2 separate regions of the Homo sapiens genome follow, and region 1 is linked to region 2. Evidence: chromatin contacts called from ENCODE Hi-C or POLR2A ChIA-PET data. All regions are on one chromosome and are shown on one strand. The core of a region is the stretch at or near the end of the contact, and the rest is flanking DNA. Distances in the headings are between cores, read along the strand shown.

Evidence for each region. Hi-C counts contacts between places; a loop is a spot of excess contacts on that map. ChIA-PET counts read pairs that join two places held with the same protein, here RNA polymerase II (POLR2A).
Region 1: a loop to region 2 is called in a map of PC-3, with 2.2 times the contacts of the local background. The contact joins two enhancer-like sites. A Hi-C loop is called at or near these places in 1 of 168 maps with a recorded cell type or tissue (PC-3). POLR2A ChIA-PET finds 5 or more read pairs at or near these places in 2 of 52 experiments (BJ and Panc1).

Annotation. Positions count from the first base shown.
Region 1 is chr14:53,457,176-53,459,875 of GRCh38, forward strand. The region is part of intron 2 of LOC105370504 (a long non-coding RNA gene); the gene reads left to right. Among named protein-coding and RNA genes, the nearest start is that of DDHD1-DT, 310 kb to the left of the region's middle. RefSeq lists an enhancer at 772-1,971. Within about 2 kb of position 1,421, at least 2 of the 41 ENCODE cell types and tissues checked have a DNase peak (open chromatin) inside an H3K27ac peak, as active enhancers do; they include PC-3, where a contact is called at or near this core.
Region 2 is chr14:53,367,793-53,370,492 of GRCh38, forward strand. It overlaps LOC105370504 (a long non-coding RNA gene), which reads left to right. Exons shown (of 4, transcript XR_943876.3): 2 at 1,660-1,709. Among named protein-coding and RNA genes, the nearest start is that of DDHD1-DT, 220 kb to the left of the region's middle. RefSeq lists an enhancer at 1-1,700. Within about 2 kb of position 1,296, at least 3 of the 41 ENCODE cell types and tissues checked have a DNase peak (open chromatin) inside an H3K27ac peak, as active enhancers do; they include PC-3, where a contact is called at or near this core.

The sequences.
Region 1 (2,700 bases), core at 171-2,670, 90 kb after region 2:
CAGTAGTAGACTTCCTAGATAAATTATCAGCTTGCTATGACATGGTTTTGGACATGTTTATTGAAATAAAACATAAATGCAGAGAAGTATAGGTCATAGTAATTTTGAAACATGCTATACGTATCATGAAAGAGTGTCATTAGCCTATTCTTCAACAGATACTGTTTTAGTTTAACCTATTTTTATCCATCTCCCCTCCAAGATAATTCTTGTGAACTCAGAAATGTAATATTCTTGGAAATTTTTTGGCCCAATTTTTCTTCAAGTGATAGAATATGGTTTCAAAAACTATGTTTTGAGGGATGAAGTTATTGATTGATTCCACAGATCACTTGAGTAATTTAGCTGCATATTTGTCATTATAAAATAATGTCTCAATCTCTTGGAGGTGCTGGAAGCCCTTAATGTGTCTGTAAGGTGATTATTCTCTCTTGGGTGTGCCTCTGAGTAAAGCTTCCTCCATTTATCCTGTTTTTCTCCTAGTAGAAGAGTGCTCAACCTTCTGAATACTGTGAGAGAGGGTGTGCATGCATGTGTGCTGTGCGGGGTGATGGTGTTGGTGGGATGAGAGCATAATGTAACACCATGGCCCTTCATGTGCTTTCATTTGCCACTGAAAACAAATAAAGGAAACATTAGTATTCATAATTGTTCCACTTGATACAGCAAACTTTTATGGAATTGGGAAACTTGATTCAAATGATTGCAATATAATGCTGTTAAGAATTTTAGACAAGAAAATTAAAGCATATGATTCTGGAATGACATAAATATAGGAGTTTTTTTTTTAACTTATTAATCTATTTTTACTTCTTCTGGTGCAACTCGTCCTCTCGCCATCCACATCATATACCCGTTTTGGTTTCAGAAAAGTAGATCTACATGTATACAGCATAATACTTTTCTTTAAGGTCACAACATATCCTGAAAGAAAAGCTAAAGTTTAAATGAAATTACTTTTTTTTTCAATAGATTTGCTCCAAGATAGTGTGATCCAAATAGTGGATACTCAATAAATAAATGTCGATTTGATATGCAAGAAAAAGCTAAGGTATTTTTCAAATGCATATGCAGAGTGGACACTTGGCCCCTTAGCCTATACTGTTCATTCAGATAAGGTGTAAATATGGGGTTAGGACAGCAGGAAGTGATTAATTTTCTTAGATATTTAACATGGTCCTTTGAAGGGGATCAGCTTTTGAATCTTTACGATTATATTTATTGCAATGGTGCTTCCCTTCTATGTTTAGACATGAAAGTGAATGTCACTGTTGAACAGTAAACACAGGAGAATGACTATGTGACAGAAGTATGTAAAGTATTTTGTAATTCGGTAGAGAATCAAAGTCAGCTTCAGTTCTTTGCATTCTCAGGGATTCAGAAAGGATTAGATAACAATAGTTGGAACCTATGCCAGAGAGTAACTGAAGGATAGCATTCCTTGAACCTCAGAAACCTGGGTGAAAGGAATTGGGCAATTAAGGTTTTTAGGAAGTCTAATGGGGTCATTTGTGAATGCCATCTTCATGGAACTTGGCAAACTGTCATCTCAGAGATCAAGGGAGGTCACTGATGTGAGGGTTGGAGGAATGAAAGTGGAGTGACTGTTTCCTGCCAAGTATGTTTAAAGGCTCTTGTCTGAAGGTAGCTACAGGTTTTTTTTTGTTTAATTTGGTTTTGTTTTCAACAATATCAGGGAGCTAAAGATACATGTCTTTGTAAAGTGAGCTCTCCTGGTTTTCCACCAAAGTTATATTATATCCAAAGAGCCTATATTTGTTTTCCCCTTTATCCAATGACTAAACATTTATTAAATATAAATGATGTGTCATGCTGAAGATAAAAGTACAATGTAAAAATTTTTTTTTTACATTAGCTTAAACTTTCAAATACATTCAGGCTAGTACTGATTCATTAAAAATATGTATGGGGGGATTTCCTGTTACTCTGGGTAGGCATGGAGGAATTTGATTTTTTTTTTTTTTGGAGACGGAGTCTTGCTCTGTTGTCCCGGTTGAAGTGCGCTGGCACAATCTTGGCTCACTGCATCTTTGCCTCCTGGGTTCAAGCAATTCTCCTGACTCAGTCTCCCAAGTAGCTGGGATTACAGGCGCCCACCATCACACCCTGCTAATTTTTGTATTTTAGTAGAGATGGGGTTTCACCATGTTGGCCAGGCTGGTCTCGAACTTCTGACCTCAAGTGATCCACCTGCCTTGGCCTCCCAAAGTGTTGGGATTACAGGCGTGAGCACCATGCCTGGCCCAAGGAATTTGAAAGTGGGAAAAAGTACAATTACCTATTTATTTCAAGAGTGTTGTATATTTTAGGTGGGGCTATGGCAGTAAGTCTAAACAATGATGAGGAATCTGAAAACAAAGTCATCTGAAGAGAAAGGGAAGGAATTAAATGGAAGGAAAGAATATTAAGCAGATGCATGAGAGCTGTTTTCAAACATCTGATGGACTGCCTAGTAGAAGAAAGAATTAACTTTTTCTTTTCATGCACAACAAATGGATATGCGTTACAGGAAGGTAATTAACTTTATATAGGAAATAGTTTTGAGTTGACCTGGGAAGGGTCTTCATGCTTTTACAAGTACACAAGGATGAGGTGGACAGCTTGTAACCATTGAAGGCTTATGATAAAATAGCAATGTGTTAATAGTTTTTAGCGTGCATTTTGCCAAGTTATACAAAG
Region 2 (2,700 bases), core at 46-2,545:
CTTTCTGGGAACAGTTTGCAGAAATATGCAGCCTGTCAGCCCCTTTCTCATGGGTGCATTAACAGAGCAGCTCACGATTACAAGTAACGAACCTTCTCCAGATGTGTGTAGCAACTCAGCTCCAACTTTATCTTCGGCCCTGAAGATGGACTTGGCAAGATGGATTATTTGTGGCTGTATTGTAATAACTTTGTGAAATTGGAATTCCCAGTGATTGTAATGGAGGGTGAGGAAGCGGCAGCAGAGGAACAGATAATTTCTCCTTGCAGTAAACAACGAAAAGACCAACAACAATAAAAAGGGCAAATCAGCTGTGGCATTTTCCTGCTTTGGACACCGACTCTTCCAGACTGTTCTAATTCTTTCCCTTTTATGATTCTGTTTATGTTACACACATTAAAGTTAAGTCATGTCTTAAATAAGATGGAAACTGGAAGTGAGATTTGGAAATGACTGAATCAGGCTTCTTAACTTTTTTCTTCTCTTGGAGAGCTCAAAAACAACGGACAGAAAGGGATATACCAAAGAAAACAATATTAATTGTCGGCTTCCATGGAAAATTCAATCCAGTCTTTCATTCATTCTCTTCCCAGTGCAGTGCCAGCAGACTTCTCTCTATATGGCTAAGGGCTTAATTTAGCTGACAAATTTCTGAAGGATAACTAAGCTTTCAGAAAGAAAGATTCTAGCTATAAATGAAGCATGTGTGCTCTCTCAGTCACAAAAGACAGATTTTTCCAGGATAAAGTAATTTGGGGTAAATTTCTCCTGTATTTTATTAGCAGTGATGATTTCAAGGGAGTATTCTTTTAAAGCAAGGCAGTATTTAAATCTTTCTTTTAAATCACAAGTCCCTTGAGTTGATAGTTATAAAACTGGGTTCCACTGGGAGTTATTTGTACATCTTCAAGGTTGGCACCCTTAGTTGTTTGATGTAGATGTTCTAGATAAAATTCCTAAAGTCCAGCTGTTATGATTTAGCTTAATATGTTTGTACAGAGGGGTTTCCTTTGTCATTGAAGAGATAGAGTCAAAACAGAATTAGTCATTCTTGCATCTTCTATTTATAGCCCACTATTATTCTGATGCATTGTCAAAGAATGAAGTGGACAAGAATTTTTCTTCCTTTCTTTCTTTTTTTTGTGTAAACAAAACTCTTTTTATACTCTGTGGATTTAACTTTGGTTGCTAACTTAGTCAGACAAGGCACTTAACAAAAATATTACTTCTTAAATGAAAAATTACCTATTAAGTCATCCCATCTTCATTTGCAAATTAAAGGTTTGTCAGTACAAAGTATGTGGGATGACCAGAAGTCATGGATGACTTACACTGAAGTGGCAAGGGTAGAAAAGGTCAGTTTGAAAATTTATTTGTATGGGTTGCTCATGACTAATAGTCCAAATCTGGAGAGTTTATAAACAAAATTCTATTCTGTTTATTTAGTTTATGCCAGCATTAAAGCTAGCCTGAAAATTTAGTGAAAGTCATTTAAGGAATTTTTATTTGGAGGAAACTTTAATTTTTATTTTTGAGGTCACTGAATAAATGTAGAGGTCTCTGTGGCCTGTACTGCAACAAGTAGAACAGTTAGATAAACTGGTTGTTGAAACTCCCTGGGCCACTGAGTTTTCTTATTTCTTTTTTTTTTTTTTTTAGTAGAGAGCTGACTTTAGAGGGATCAAGAATAGCTTGCTGGATGGAAGGAGGTAAGAAACAGGACTATCAATGTTTTACTTATCTGAGCTGTATAATAATTTGGTGTAGATAATTAAATGAGATGAAGTATGGGAAATGTGTTGTAAACATTCTCAAATCCTCTGCTATTATTGCTTACTGCAGCATCTGAAACAGCAGGGTCTGTCATGCAATAGCCCTCAAATCAATGTTTGTTGAGTTATAGTAAGTCGAATTAAAGAGTAGTTGGACAATTGCAAGTAATAGGTGGAAGTAGAAGGCTGAGAAAGTTGACACTTAGCGTTCTCTGTTGAAAACTATGCTATTAGCAGTGTTGGGTCAGCAAATGGCTTATTTTGGTTGGCAACCCCATGGAAAAGGATTTGCTGGATACAATAATAGTATATTCCCACAAAAATTCTGAAGTTTTATATTTTTGAGAATGTTGACAAGCCGGCAAATTAATGAATGGCTGCCAGTTGTTGAATTTGAATGTCACTCCTGGTGATTGTAAGTGTGAGTATGCCTTTGTTTTCCCTGTGTGCTAAACTCACGCTAGGGGTCCCATTGTTTTGAGGAGCTATTTAAGTAGCCTTCAGGAGAATCTGAAAATCATCCAAATCCAGTGTATAAGCATGAGAAGTCTGAGCTGAAGACTAAAAGTACTCTCCCTACAACCTGTCAGACATCTGGCCCAATGCTAGCTATAGGCAGTGGGGCTTCTTGATGGTCATTGGTGAGGATTCAATCTTTGGTACCCAAAGAGTGGGTGAAAGTTTCAGGAAAAGAAATCTCAAGCCTTGAGGCCTCCCATGAAGGCGAGACCAAGATTTCTCTTCCACAACCCAATCTTTACAATTATTCTGGAGATGGTTGGGAGGAGAGTAGTCATCCTCTTGACTAGAGGATGAGAGACTGTGCAGGAGAAAGCTCTGGAGGAGACCTCACCCTTTGTGACTAGTATGGTGTGTCTCATTCATCATGAGATGGTGGGTGATGCAGGTGATGAGTTAATGATAATTA